Linked DNA regions of Homo sapiens: region 1 is linked to region 2. Evidence: read pairs that join two places in POLR2A ChIA-PET (ENCODE). Cell type or tissue: GM12878. All regions are shown on one strand.

Region 1 (8,000 bases), 90 kb after region 2:
CCCGGCCAATAAGATAGTTATTTCTAATAATATACTGGGTTGGAACATTTTGACATCTAATAATCCTAATGTGTATGGTGATGTCATTGTTTCTTATTGTTACCTTCAGAATCAATATGCAAAAGTTAATATTAAATTTTGACATCACAGGGGATGCATTTATTAAGATATAACAAATGCGCTATCATTTGCTTATAAGTAGACCTAAATAGAAATGAGCTAGGGTGCTTGGTATACTTGTTGAAATACACATAGATATGAAGAGTTAGGCTTTATTATTTTTATAGAATAATAGTTATGGAAAGGATTTTTGGGGGTTTAGAAATATAACCCTTATATTAAAGGCACATTTCAATGGTGGAAGTATAAATAAAATGTATTAAGCAGGCACTATTTGCTTTTATAATTTTGTCTTGAAGTAAACCTCCAACTTTGAAGCTATTGAAAGAAATTCCTCTTGTACCATTTTGATTCATTTTCTTTTTAGAGCCCACCAAACTTTGTTCCTGGACACATGGGTAGTGGGAATAATATTGTGGACTGTTTCTGTTCTTATGTATTAGCACACTGATTCTCTTCCAAGAGCATGACCTTCTCAGTTTAAAAACAGTTGATATATTAATTAGAATTAAGTTAGGTTGTAATTAATTCCCACTCATCTCCACCCACCACACTCCTACCAAATAACAGTAGCTTAAGTAACAGAAGCTTGCTTATTTGTTTGTTTTCCTGTTTAGGAAATCTGGAGATGGTGCAGTGTGGGGTGTGGCTCTGTGATGTTGGGGCCCTGGTTTCTATTTTCTTCTGTTGTGCATGGCTACAATTCCCAAGGTCACCTAACCATCAGAGAGAGTTGCTGGAGCTTCAGCCTTTACCTGCACATGGTGGCCAGTGGAAGGAGGAAGGAGAGAAGAAGAGGGAGCCCTTTCCCTTTGGAGATCTTTGAGGAAGTTACACTTATCACTTCTCCATGCATCCATTGGTCAGAATTAGTCACATGGCCACAAGGGAGGCCAGGAAATCTTCCATTTATCTATCCAGTTATGCACCATTCATTTACTTAACAAATATTTATTGTATATTCACTCTGTGTTTGCTTTATTCCTGGCAATAAAGAGGTGAACAGGCAGACAAGGCCCCTATTCTGATAGCTCTTGCATCCTAGCAGGGAGCTAGACAATAAGATAAAAGTGATATGTGCTGTGAGGAAAATAAAGCAGGTTGATTTCATAAAGAGGTGATTCATGGCCACCGATAGGGATTACTTTAGATTGGGCAGTGAGAGATTCCCTTTCCAGAAAGGCGACCCAGCTGGTGAATGCATTGATTTTGGGTGTGAGGAGAACTATTTCAGGCAGTGGGAACAGCATGTGCAAAGGCCCTGAGATTGGGGTGAGTTTAGTTTATTTGAGGAACAGAAAGAAAGCTGCACACAGTGGCAAGAGATGGCTGTAGAGGAGTAGGCAGGAGTGGGGCCATGCTAGAGATTGGATTTCCTTCTAAAAGCAGCAAAAACCATTTAGAGGGGAGGCTAAACTACAGAAAGGAAGGATGGGCACGTGATTCAGTTTATCTTTTTTTTTTTTTTTTTTTTTTTTGAGACAGAGTCTCGCTCTGTTGCCCAGGCTGGAGTGCAGTGGCGCGATCTCGGCTCACCACAAGCTGCGCCTCCTGGGTTCACGCCATTCTCCTGCCTCAGCCTCCGGAGTAGCTGGGACTACAGGCGCCCGCCACCACGCCCGGCTAATTTTTTTGTATTTTTAGTAGAGACGGGGTTTCACCGTGTTAGCCAGTATGGTCTCGATCTCGTGACCTCGTGATCCGCCCGCCTCGGCCTTCCAAACTGCTGGGATTATAGGCGTGAACCACCGCACCCGGCCCAGTTTATCATTTTTAAAAGATCATTCTGAATGCCACATGGAGAAAGGTGTAGGAAACAGACCTATGATGCTGCCTCACTCAGCTGTGGCTGGTGTGGGGAGAGAAGGATTTGCCCTCTGCATCTATGTCTATGTTGAACAAATGAAGGAGATTTTCTTTGTCCAGTGGCATCCAGGGATTTGTGTTCTGCCAGGACCTTACGATGTGGCTTTTGCAACACACTGAAAGGACCTGCATGTTACAGAGACATGAGGGAATTGCGTGGAAAACCTCCTTCCACTCTGCAGCATCTGGCATGAGGAAGGTAGTGAGCTTTCACAGCGAAAAGGCAGAAAGACTGCAGGTGAAATGGAACAACAGCCCACCACGTAATTTGCCTTCTCGGCAAATTGTTTACCCATCATGGGGCAGAGCTGATGTAGATGGGCTGCCTGAGCCCCAGGGTGAACCCAGGAGTGGAATGCTAGGGGATAAAAAGTTAGATGACTAAAAACTTTGTCTTGTCATTCTCACAAGGGACAATGTTTTGTGAATAACACATCTGAGCTGCGGAGAAGGTCTCAAGGGCTTAAAACTAGTGATTAAAACAGTACAACTCTGTGTGAATGTAGTTTCAAGTAAGACCATTAAAATGTTGCTGTACCCAAAAAAGGCTAAAAGAAAGAGGCAGTAAACAATGCCCAGGTTTGGCTTTTGAGCTCAGAGGTAATTGCTTTTGAATCTTCCTTTTGACTGGTCCATCACTAGTTCACGAAATTTGAGATTTGTTGATTCAGAATCATTGAGACTTGGATCTGAAAGGGACCTTACAGTGAAATGGGCTGGGCACTGGTTTTACACATGGGTACAATTTGAGACCCAGAAGAGGCGTGGCTTGTCCAGTTTCTTGATTTAAGCTATTTCCTCTAGAGCAGACTTAAGGAAACTAATAGTATATCCCTTTGGTATAACGTGGCTTTTTTCAAATCCCACCTCCCGCCACCCAGCACTTTCATTCTTTGCCCGATATTGCAGAAGCTCAGCAGAGCTACATGGCTTCAACAAAACTAAATTTCCTGTTTTGTAATAAAATTGATGGAGCGATCTGAGACCCACCCTCCATAATAAGGCAAAATTTCTTAAAATATTTTGAAAGTGGCAATATTTTCTCTAAGGAATAACTGAAAGATGGATTCATTTTCATCATTAAATATGGGATGAGAATGCCAGATAAGTTTTAATCTGTAATTTTAAGAGAAGGAGAGAGAGGAGGAGATGATTTTTATGGATAAAGTAAGGTTGGGGATATACTTTGAAAAGGAAGCTTTTCAGGCAGCTGTTAAAATCTTTAAAAAAATTTTACCCCCATTGGAAGGGTGTTACTTATCACCTGGACCTGGAGAATTTTAGAGCTTTAGGAATAAACTGACAGTTCTCTGATTCTGAGCAGTCTAGCTTTGCTTTGATGAAGAGGCTAACGCTCTTCCTGGGTTTTGCTGGAAAGCCCCAAGGCCTTCGGGCTCCACGGAGGGGCTTTCTGCGTTCAAATCGCCCCTCCTGCTAATAGACCACCTAATTGGCTAATTGTAGGCTCAGCCATTCATTTCGGCTGCAATTAGCCACTTACTTCTTACTTTGCAGATACAAGTGGCCACTTGAATTCTCAAAAAGTCCATTGTGAATTCAGTTATTTGTGTGTCTCATTCCACCTGGACAGAGAGTGGTTAGAAAAAAGAGTAAAATAAAATAAATGATAGTCCTTGAAATAAAATCCCTCTGAAATCTGGCTCAGGCTTTCTCAATTCTGAAGTGACAATAACCTGAACAGTTCTTTTTTCAAAAAATGCACATTAAACATAAGACACACATATATCCCAGTAACTGGAGACTTAATTTTTCTCTTAGTGTCCATAATGTAGAGCAAGACATACCCACCTGCTGTTTTTCAGCTTCTTAACTTTCCGTAAATCTACTTTTCCAACCCTTAGATCTGCTGTGTGTAATTTAATTGGCTACTGTACCTTTCTGTATAAAATGAATGTGCTAATTTCTAGAGTGATGCATTAATTCTCTTTGTTATCCACAAAATTCTGGAGAAATGGAAGATCTATTTTAAATGTCTGCCCCTTGCTGACTCTGTCTTCCAGCAAAGTGGAAGAACTATTGTTTTCCTACACCCTTTTGATGTGGTCGGTTATTGTTATGTTGGGTCAAAGGGACTTACCTGGGGGATGACAGATGCAGACACTCTGCCACCAGCTTCCTTAGAAGTGCACAATAGCAACCAAATCAAATCACTGAGAGGATACTGGGTAGAAAGTTGCTTTTGGGGAGAATTCTAGGAAAGAGAAGACTGTGACCTCTGTTACTGCACAATGTCAAGGACAGATGGGAAGAAGGTATGAATCAATATATGTCAACGGCACAGATGGTATAGCCATACAGTGTCCACATCCTGATTTTCTATCCCCTGAAACTGAAATTAATAATGCCTTCATTATAGGCAGTAGCTGCCAAGCAGCTGAGAGAACCCAGCACAACTAAGAGCACTGCTCTGAGCAAGGTGTTTGAAACAGGAGTTTTCGCTGTCTGTCTCTGTCTCTCTCTCTCTTTTAGAAGATTAGGAATGCTATGGATCGTGAGGCAAAAGGGAATCATCTTTTGATGCTGAGTTTTACAGGTTCAATAAACCAAAGATAGAGCAACTGTGGTTGCTTCGTGCTTTGCAATATGTTTGTGCCAGGGAATCTTTCCCCAGGTTCTGGCCATGTCATAAGGGAGAGGGTTAACTTTGCTGTGCCAATTATTGGGCTTGCGGTGTTGAAGATCTCAGACCAGGGTTGGAAGTGGAGTGCAAAGTAAAAATAAGCAACCACAAACCGCCAAAACAAGTATTGGTACATCTCTACAAGCTCCGGCTGGTAATGATGAATTCAGTATTCATCACATGGACTAATTAATGCACGCTAACACAGCCCAGTGCAATTTGCGAGTCACAGATTGCATTAGGTGATACAAATGACTCATTTGTGAACCTGAAGGATGACCTTTGGCAGGACTATCTGCTGACCTCAAAAATATTAAAGAAAGGTTATTTCACCTTGCCATTGTCTCCAAATGCCAAAATAGCCCAATTAAAAACCTTGACTTGGAACCATAGGAGCAGATGCGAGTCCTAAAGGGCATTAATTATTTTCAGTGTCAGCTGGTTGTATAACTGAGGCCAAATGAGAGTTTGGAAAGCTATTAAGGCAGTGTATTATATGCACTGGGTCTAAGATTTGAATTCAGAATAAGGTGTAGATTTCATCTATTTAGGCAAGCTGTATAGAATTTGTGCTGGCTGTCCTGTTAAGGATTAAGGGCTAACATAGGCGAAACGAAGCTCATCACCCTTGCTGGGTTCTTCCCTCTGTAATCATTCATCTATTTTCCTAAGTCTATTTGCAGAACCATCATTAGTTACCATATTGTGAGGTCAAACGCATAAACGTGTGCAGCATTAGCTTGCTTCCAAGTGGACTTTTCTCCCTCTCTACAAGTCTAAGCACTGCAAATGATCCTGTACTATTTCCACCCCCAAATGTGGTGACAGATGAAGATATGTACCCAAGCTAGGTTCCCATATGGCTAATTTCTACATTTGTTTTAACAACATGCAGATTTTTAGGCAAATTAAAACACAGGGACTTCCATATTCATGGCATCCTCTCCAGTGCTGTCATCCCTTCCACCAAGTGGGTTTCAGGGAGTCACGCTGGTGCCAGAGCCTGCACTAAAAGGAAAAGGGGCAAGCATATCTATGAGGTGTGATTGACTCACAAGAGTTCCTGTTAAAAAAAAATGGAGCCAAGTGCAGTGGCTCATGCCTATAATCCCAGCTACTTGGGAGGCTGAGAAGGGAGGATCATTTGAGCCCAGGAGTTGCAGGCTGCAGTGAGCTATGATTGCACCACTGCACTCCAGGCTGGGCAACAGAGCAAGACTGTGTTTCTTTAAAAAAAAAAAGAAGAAAGAAAAGTTCCCTTGGCATTGCCTGCTGCACATGCCTTTCAAGTCACTAACTTTTACTGTGGACACTGGCCACCAAGGCCTGCCATGTGTCCAGTAGGTACAAAGCAGAGGTATTGGAGGGCAGGGAACGACATATTCTTTTCAGCCTCTTTAGAGCTGAAGTTTCAGATTCTGGTTCACCTTCACATCCAGTTGAAAGGGATGGAAAAGGTAGAACAATATGATAGGAAGTCCAGGGGTTTGGGGACCAGACAAATCTGGGTTTGGATCTCAGTTTGGTTATTTAGTTGCTGTGTAAACCTGAGCATGTCCCTAACTCAGCTTCAGCATCCTCACCTCAATCATGATACCTGATAGGATTGTTAAGAAGATTACATTAAGCATATGTGTGTATACACACACACATACACACACACACACACATATGTATATAATGAGCACCTTTTTTGGAATACATCTTTCTAAATATTGATGATTTGTAATTTCTCATATATATATGTTGCAAGTTATGTACACATATACCTAAAGAGGTGCTAGGATATCATGGTTATTGTTATTTTTATTGTGGGGAATTTATAGACAGTTTTCAGAGATCTGATTTTTTTCCTCTAGATTTTTCTTTCTGTCCTTTTGTGGGGCTATGGGCAATGCATATAGCAGAAAAACACAGCTTAGAAATTAGAGTCCTGTCTTTAAAGCCCTGTTCAGTTGGAAAGTTGCTTAATCTTGATAAACTTCAGATTCCTATCTGTAAATTGGGATAATAATATGTACCGTCGTGTTTTTTGAGAGGATTAAATGAGATAATCGATGCATATGGTGCTTGGCATTTGGTAGGAGTTTGATCAATAAATGCAACTTTACTCTCCTTGCCCTCAGAATATTCCTATCCTTTGTCCCCACATATGCTGTTAATAAGCCTTTAGTTGAGAGAAGATGTGGTTCTGTTTCAGGTTTCCCAGGCTAGTTCCCTGGTGTTTATTTATTCAAAAAAATGAGCACCGTTGTTGGAATATGTCTTTGCTAGACATTGATGATTTGTAACTTCTCATTCTCAAAGTTGAAGGGAGATCTGCTTTTTCATTTGGTGTCTTTATGTTTCTCTGTTGTTTTCCAGCACATTATTTGGTGACATCCCATGTTATAGATTAAAATATTGCAGGCATCAAGATTGTTCTCACTGGCCTCTCAGATATGATTGGTGTTATCTATGAGATAACCCTCTCCGGGGATTTTCTCCTCTGGCTACTTAGACCACATGTTACCCAAGCAACATGAGTACCATGTTCCCCCTACAAGGTTGTTATTATTCCAAACTTCCATTTCAAAAAAAAAAAAAATCTTAATTTCATCCTAAGACCCTCATAAATGCCAGCAGCTGATGAAAGCAGGTTTGTTTCTTGCTCTTTGGGAGGTGGCCACCCATGTCAGCACTGGAGAGTGTCTGCACATCCTCGCAGGCCCAACAAGTGCTAAACAGATGGAGTGAGTTCAGAGCTGAATTACCAAGGAGAAAATTCTGTTCTTTCACCAAATGTGATTTTTAACAGCCATTTGCAAAGAACTCTAGGCCATGGAATATTGGAAGGGTTGGCTTCATGGATAATGAATGCCTTAGTTGAAAGCCCATTCAAACTCTGTCAGCAGCTAATTTCTATATATAAGCCCTCCCTTAACCTAAATTTCAAGAAAGCAAGCATGCATTTCTGAATGCATGGGCTGACTTTGTACCAGAACGGAGCTTCCTATTGGACAGTAACTTGCCCTAATTTTGGTATGCCTTGCCCAGCACACAGGATGCTGCTCTGAGTATTTGGTAAATAAATAATAACTTCAGTGTTAGTCCATTCTCTCCAGAGATGAACCAATGTAAAGTAAGGGTAAGTGTGGGGAGTGGAGAGAGATGGGTGAGAGGTGGGTTTAGTTACATGAGCCCTCAGATAACCTTATCATAAAGTGGCTTAACTATACACACAGTGTTCCACTGAGGGATCAGTAAATTATTAAATCTCAGTTTCTCAGTCTTTCTGTCTTAGTCTCAATCTCTTTATCTCTTACTAATTCTCTGTCTCGTAACACTAATGGTAATCCATTCTTCCCCAGTATCAGTTCTCAAGCCTTAGCTC
Region 2 (8,000 bases):
ATTCAAGTCCAGGAAATGTTATTGCTTTACTTTCTAGGGACTAGGTTCTGTATGGAATGTTTGTACAGACATCACCTCTTTTAATTCTCACCTCATGAAACACATCTAGTAACCTCTACTGAGGTTTTATGTGCTTAATCTTAAGAGAGGCAAGGAGGAACACTTGACAGTCTCTACCCACCTCCAGACATGCTAAGGATTTAACAATTTTCTTAAAGACAGGATAGTTAGAGTGCCCAGATATGGGCATATGGATTTTCCTTTTGTTCCTTTCTTTGGTCCAGCTCAGTGGTGCTCAAATTTTAGTAGGCTGTAAACACAAATCCACATGTGTGGTGTTTTATGGGTAATCTAAGTGATTTTCAAGGGTAGTTTTGACTACACGTGATTTTTGCTTTTCAGGCTAAGTCTAGGACCCGACTTTGTGGCTAAATGGAACTCGTTTAAATGTGTACAAGTTCTTAGAGCACAACTCCAGGTGGTTGGACACAAAGATGCGGACCGTATAGCCACTGTCCCCAGTGCTTACAGAATAATGTGTGTTCTTCATGTGGGCTTTGGTGGGATGGGGAGAAAACCCACTGAAGTTTAAATAGTCTCAGTGTTCCTGAAGTTAAGGAGCAGAGGTCTGGCCTGGCATGGGGAGGCATTCTTTGGAAATGGAGGTGGCAGCAGACAGGCATCCTGAAGAGAACAGCCCGGCCCAAGACAACTTCCCAGCCTGAGGTTCAGGTCCTCCAGGTATTTGGCTTCACTTCAGCCACGCTCACCTTATCTCTAGAAGTTGCTTCAAGATCAGCTCCAAGCTGAGTTCCTGCAGCTTCCAAGAGTGTCAGTTATGAGGCCCTCAACCTTAAGTATAGCTGGATGTTGGAGCTTCCTGGTTGTTGCAGGGAATACAGTGAAATTCATCCATTTAGTGGGAGTTCACCATGAGTTCTGTTGTGCGAGGAACTTAGTGGCAGTAGCTGACATTGAGGGTTTATGATATGCCAGGGACTGTGCTACATATTAAAGTTACATCCTATTACATTTAATTCATGCAATACTCTGAGGTAGGTTTTACTCATCCTCTTTCACGGATTAGAAAATTGAGAGAGATTAAATCATTTGCTCAGTGTTCCATGCCTTTCTTTAGGTGACTGCATCAGCCATAGTTAGATTCGGCTGCAAGTGAGGGAGCCTCTGGCCCTACCCAAAACAAAACAAGAGTGGCCTAAATAAGGCAGAAGTTTATTACTCTCACATAAATTAAGCCTGGAAGTAAGCAGCCTAGACCTGAGGTGGAAGCTCTTTCCCCCAAAGCCCTCCAGCCAGGTTCCCTCTAGCATATTCTTCTGCCATCCCTAGAGGGTGGTCTCATCCCTGTTCTCCAAGATGGAGCTGTAGCCATTACAGCAATATTCCTAGCAGCAGAATGGAGGAAGGAAAGGGGCAGGGCAGACCCTTCCTCTTAATGATACGGCTTGCATATTACAGATAGCACCCTGCTTTCATCTCATTGGCCAGGAATTGGTCACATGGTTACCTAGCTTTAAGGAAGTTTGAGAAATACAGTTTTTATTATGGGCAGCCATGTACTCAAATAAACATTGAGGATGTTATAACTTCATATGAAAGAGCAAAGAGATATTTGGGGTCAGCAATAGACCTTGTCACCATAGTGACTTTGGGCAAGTCACTTAGATTCCTCTTGCTTTTTCATCTATAAAATGAAAATGATGATTACTTGTTCTCACTTGTGCCTCATAACACTCCTGGAGTTAGGATAACTCTAGTTAGGGGTGTCATGAGGAGTAAGTGAGACTTTGGAAAGCATTTAGCATAATGTCCTATAGTTGGCATCATTTAAAACATAGCTCTTTTTAATTAAAACATGGCAAAGCCTTCCGTATTTCTGTTAATTTTGGGGACATGGTAACATAGTCACTAGAGAAACATGCTTGCTTTCTATATTTTCTCCTTCGTGATCTGTTTTCACTATTAAATAATACTTTGGAATCTTCTGCCTGCCATGTAACTTTAGTTTAATATCTATTTTTCTGTCAGGCTGAGGTGGTAAGATTCACTGATCATGAAATTTTAAAAGTTTGAAGAAGAAATAATAAAAGATAATGTTGACTTTCTTTCTCTTTCTGTTGATACTCTCACAGATGGTTCCTTTCTCTGTAGAACTCAATTTTATGTTGTGTGCTTAGGAAGCCCAATGTTGATGTAACTATAATTTAAAATAATTTGGAACTTACCCTTTAAAGGAGTGGGCTAATTGGGAAATTTCACATCTGGATCTATATTTATATCTATCCAGGTTACCACTGTTTTAGATTGGCTTAGGAGAGAGGCATACTTTTTCAGCCAGAAGTTGGAACTCTTCTTTGGAGCGCTGAAAAGTGGTGTTAAAATTGAACACCTTTGCTTGGGAGGAGTGTGAGCTGGAAGGATAGGTGTGCATGGGACAGAGAGTGTTATGCCTTCAGTTTGGATCAGTCTCAAGGTGTTAGTACAGCCGATAGGGATGGGTGGGGGTGTTAAGCTAAAGTCCTTATTGGTTTCCCACTGGATGAACCCATCTGGATCAGTCTCCACTGCACCACCACAGGGCTCCAGTGGTCTGATCTTCTGCCTCACCAGCCTCAGCCTGGATCTCAGGCACAGCATTGTGGGCCCTCCAGCCTCATTCATGCTCCCTGTACCTTGGGGTCCTTCTGCAATTGGACCCCTCTACCTGGAGTGCCTTCCTTGCCTCTCTGCCTCTTCAAGTGTTCCTCGTCCTTCAGATGCTATTTCCAGGAAAGCCTCTCTGAGTTCCTGAGTTGTCAGGCTTCTTTGTTTTCACTCTTATAACACTGGGCCTGTGTCCTTCAGAGACATGCCTAGAGTCCTCTTAGGAGACTATTTGATTCATGCCTGCCTCCTTTAGTCTGTAAGCTCACTGAGGGCAGGGCCTGTGTCTGCTTTTGCTGACCTTCTTGTTCCCTGTGCTTGCCGTGGTGCTTCACAAATATCCGCAGAATAAACCAATTTGAAAATTCATATATTACTTATGGATCATCCTCTGGTAACTTAGAAGGGCTGCTCAAAAAGGACTTTAATATAAATATATATTTAAAGCTTAGCAGTTGCATGATGGGCACACTGGTTTGCCAGGGCTGCCATAACAAAGTACCACAGACCAGGTGGCCTAAACAGCAGAAATCTATTTCCTCACACTTCTAGAGGCCAGAGGTCTGAGATCAAAGTGCTGTTAGGGTTGGTTTCTTCTGAGGGCCTCTTTCCTTGGCTCGTAGACGCCGTCTTCTTCCAGTGCCTTTGCATGGTCTTCCCCTGGGCATGTCTGTGTTTTAATGTCTTCCTCTTATAAGGACACCAGTCATATTGGATTAAGGCCCACCCCAATGACCTTATTTAATTTTAATGACCTCTTTAAAGACCCTGTCTCCAAGGCTGGGTGCAGTGGCTTATGCTTATAATTCCAGCACTTTGGGTTGCCAAGTTGGGAGGATTGCCTGAGGCTAGGAGTTTGAGACCAACCTGGCCAACATGGCGAAACCCTTTCTCTACAAAACTCTACAAAAAAAAAGTACAAAAATTAGCAGAGCATAGTGGCTTGCCTGTAGTCCCAGCTACTCAGGAGGCTGAAGTGAGAGGATTGCTTGAGCCTGGGAGGTTGAGGATGCAGTGAGCTGAGATCTCACCACTGCACTCCATCCAGCCTGGGTGACAGAGTGAGACCCTGTCTAAAAAAAGAAAAAAAAAAAGACTCTCCAAATACAGTCACATTCTGAGGTACTGGGGGTTAGGACTTCAACATATGAATTTTGGAGTGGAATGGGACACAATTCAGCCCATGGCAGTGGCCATGATTAGACTCTTAACTAATATGGAAGCCAAATGTTCTTCAAATCACATGTCAGCATTTTCTTTTCTTTTCTTTTCTTTTTTCTTTTTTTTTTTTGAGACAGAGTCTGTCTCTGTTGCCAGGCGAGAATGCAGTGGCGCGATCTCAGCTCACTGCAATCTCCGCCTCCTGGGTTCAAGCCATTCTCCTGCCTCAGCCTCCCGAGTAGCTGGGATTACAGGCGCGTGCCACCACACCCAGCTAATTTATGTATTTTTAGTAGAGATGGGGTTTCACCATGTTGGCCAGGTTGGTCTTGAACTCTGGACCTTGTGATCCGCCTGCCTTGGCCTCCCAAAGTGCTGGGATTACAGGCGTGAGTCACTGCACCCGGCCACATGTCAGCATTTTCTAAGCAGAGACCAGGGTCATTGCAGTAAGGTCTCTCTTGGTTAGAGTGATGCAAAGCCAAGTGGCTTCCGAATGACACAGCAAGAAAGTCAAAGAAAAGGCTCCACAAAGGCTATGTGGGCCACATTAAAGCGCAAGATTTATTTTCATTATATTTTTTCTTAGCAGAACCCATCTTATCTGGTTAGACAGGCTTCTTTAGAACCAGATTTTGTTCTTTGTGACATTTGGAGTTAATATGAGGAAATGCTCTTTGTATTGCCCAGTATTGAAAATGTCAGTAAACAAACGCAGCAGTCAGAGAAGGGGGGGTTCTAACAAAAGACATTGTTTCTTGATGCAGGAGGTAACAAGAGTATTTAGAACAAAGGTTTTCTCAAAATAGGCTTTTTAGCAAACTTTGGAGCCCTGCTCTGGTACCCCACCCGCTTCCATTCTGCTGAAACAGCGATGTTGATGAAAATACTTATTATTTTAACCAGCCCCCCAAACTTACCAACACAAACACACTCTTAATTTCAGGGCTGACAGCAGGGCTGGGAAGGTCCTTATAGGATCGCAAAACAACTCGGGCAGTTGAGGGCTTCCGGCAGCCAGCTAACAAAAATATACTCTCAGAGGATGCAGCTCAGGGAGGCGTGGGACCTGCACAGCAGAGAGCCTGAAAGCTGGCCTTTCCGTTTTTTACAGAGCTTCACCCTTCACATCTGGCGGAGCTGTGACAATCAGTGTTAGACCATTTTAGAAATCAGATACCCTGGGTACCAGGAAGTTGATTTGCCTTCAACTTCCTTAAGAAAACACGCATTAATATTTAAGCTGGGTTTTCATAAAAGAAGCGTTGTGCTTGAGATGTGAAATAAAGTTAGGCGGCTGGGAAAACTCCTCCAGATACGGTGACCCTGATGCAATTCAAATCACACTCCAGATTTGAAAAGGAAAGGGAGCAGGGCTCACCCTCCCCGCAAAGTCTTTGTGGCATTTTGTATCTACTGTTTTATGGTGTGTGTCTATAATTTGCAAGGAACTGGACTTTAAGTTGTAACTTCCTTCTCTGTAAACAGAAGTTGGAGATTCACGAAGGTTACTTTCTTAAGTGATCCCAAAAAACACTGTTTATGATTTCCCCTTGGTATTGTTTCTTTGCAGCTTTTTTCAATTAAAGAGCCCTGTGGCGTACATCATCTCGTTACGGGGCTCATGGAGGCTCTTGCTGTACAGGTCCAGCCTTATGCGTTTCCCTGCCCTCCTTTGGATCTACTCCCTGTGGAGCTGACATTGAGATGGTGTCAGATAAATCAGGCAGGACAATTCTGATGGTGCCATCTTGAATGTAGTGTGACTTTAGTATGTCTCTAAAAGAGTTGTGGAGACAAATACAGTTCTTAAAGGGCGAAAGAGCTTTTTCAAAGATCAGTATAAATGGTTTACTTTAAAAATAAACATTTTAAATCACTTTGATCTTAGCTGTCCAAAAGATGCAAACTAGTCATGCTTCTGGGGGGGAGTATTTTCCGGGGTTTTAAACCTAGCATAGACCATTTCCTCTTTGTTTGCAAAAAGATAAATAATTTTTGGAACAATAGAACACAGAAGAAGCAATTGTGTAAATAGTGGACAGGTAATATACTGAAGGTGTTGCAAGAGCAGAAATTGGTTTTGCATTTGCCCATAGAGCTTTTGGTAACCTCTGTAGGTAAGGTTATTTATCCAGATCAGAATTCTGCAAACTACATTCCTCTGTCTGTGTCTGTCCACCCTCCTACTCATCTCCATCTCATCTGCGAGGATATCGTGACTTTTTTTGGTCAGATACCTTATTGAAAATTTGCCCATGACTTAGCATAACTTCTGTCTTTTGTTTCAATAATTAGACTTTACTCTTTCGGGCTGTATACTTTCATGCTCACCTGGCATCATCATTCAAATATGATTTCAGCATTAGCTTAGTACTTAAGTGTCAAGCCTGTATTTGGTATTTTGGTACAATGGTTAATATTTTGAGGATTGCCTGAATTTTAGATTTTGAGTAAGTCATACATAATTGCAAAGGGAGTAAGTTCTGATGCACTTTCAAAATCTAACCACAAATTATGCAGAGATAAAATGAAATAATTTTGAGGTTTTCCACGTTTCTTTTGCATGAAAAAACAAGTGTCAGCTATGCTAATATCACGTACTATATCATCTTTAATTTATTTTTGCTTTTTTTTTTTTTTTGAGATGGGGTCTTGCTCTCTTGCCCAGGCTGGAGTGCAGATCTCAGCTCACTGCAGCCTGGACTTCCTTGGCTCAAGGGACTCTCCTGCCTCAGCCTCCTGAGTAGCTGGGACTACAGGTGTGCACCACCGTGCCCAGCTAATTTTTTTTGCTTGTTTTTTGTGTGATGTCTAAAATAGTTATCTCCTGGATAACAGGAAGTTGTCCTCAGTAAGTCTGCCATCTTTTTCGTATTCATAGTATGAATTCTCACTCTAAAGTTTAAGGAGACATGATCATTTACAAAGATACTTTAAGACCAGGGCTGGCATAGTAAAGAAAGTGTGATATTTTATTGTTAACTGGCTTCTAGTGGCATTTCTTAAACGAGGCTCTTTTGTCAAGTTCCACACAATCACGAGGTTGAGGGTAGGTTTTGAAGGAGGAAATACTGTGCAAGACAATTTGGGTAGTTCTGTGTGGGTCTCTTAACACTATAAAACAATTAACAGAAAACATGCGCTCTTTGTTGGACAGACAGAACCACAAAGTGGACACAGGATTATCTGAATGAAGACATCTGAGTTTTAATATGAGATCTTCAACTAACAAGCTGTGTGACTTTAGGCAAGACTTCTAACTTTTCTGGGGGGTTTTCTCCTTCATAAATTAAAAAGGGCTTGGCTTGACATCAAGTTAAAAATATAATTAAAGTAAATAAAAGCAGAGCTCCTGTAGTTGAGGAGAGCATGAGGCTGGGAGAGCTTTCCACTGGCTGAGCTTCCCCCTGGCCAAGGTCAAAATCACCTCCTACTTCCAGCATCTTACATTCCTTGAGTCTAAAAGAGATAATGTTAATTAGAATTTAAACTGATAAAAGCCATTTTGACATTTTTAAAGTGTCCCTTTGCTAATATTACTTGTTATAGAGGACTTGGAAAATATGAAAATGTTTAGGCTGGGCGCGGTGGCTCACACCTGTAATCCCAGCACTTTGGGAGGCCAAGGTGGGCGAATCACGTCAGGTCAGGAGTTTGAGACCAGCCTGGTCAACATGGTGAAACCTTGTCTCTACTAAAAATACAACAACAACAAAAAAATTAGCCGGGCGTGGTGGTGCATACCTAGAATCCCAACTACTTGGGAGGCTGAGGCGGGAGAATCGTTGAAGCCCAGGAGGCTGAGGCTGCAGTGAGTCCAGATTGTGCCACTGCTGTCCAGCCTGCCTTCATAACAGAGCAAGACTCTGTCTTAAAAAAAAAAAAAAAGAAAAGAAAAAGAAAAGAAAACGTTTAAAAAGGAGACCAAAATGATTTATTCACACCAACTCCCAGATAAATGCATTTGAGGTGTATTTTCTCTTTTTCTTTTATTTTCTTTCATATCAGTCTCCTCATCTGTTTGTTAACTAAAGTGTGTGTGTGTGTGATTTTTAAAAAGATCCTCGCTATTGGATATTTTAGTTATTTCCAGTTTTTCATGGTTATAAATATCATGTGATGAACACCTTTGAATATAAATCTTCAACTGTTGCTCTGATTACAATCTTAGA

What was found. ChIA-PET counts read pairs that join two places held together with the same protein. Peaks named below come from ENCODE experiments on the same cell type or tissue, not always from the same donor. Only the 100,000 strongest peaks of a DNase experiment are listed, where the experiment ranks them.
Region 1: POLR2A ChIA-PET joins it to region 2 with 15 read pairs; 3 of 35 experiments call an interaction of 5 or more read pairs at or near these places.

The regions. Positions count from the first base shown.
Region 1 is chr5:158,918,451-158,926,450 of GRCh38, reverse strand. The region is part of intron 6 of EBF1 (EBF transcription factor 1); the gene reads left to right. Among named protein-coding and RNA genes, the nearest start is that of EBF1, 180 kb to the left of the region's middle. In GM12878, no CTCF peak of the experiment used is centred here; DNase peaks (open chromatin) are centred at 2,376 and 4,812; H3K27ac peaks cover 2,849 bases.
Region 2 is chr5:159,008,241-159,016,240 of GRCh38, reverse strand. All of the region lies in intron 6 of EBF1 (EBF transcription factor 1), which reads left to right. Among named protein-coding and RNA genes, the nearest start is that of EBF1, 88 kb to the left of the region's middle. In GM12878, no CTCF peak of the experiment used is centred here; a DNase peak (open chromatin) is centred at 4,930; H3K4me3 peaks cover 2,183 bases; H3K27ac peaks cover 2,653 bases.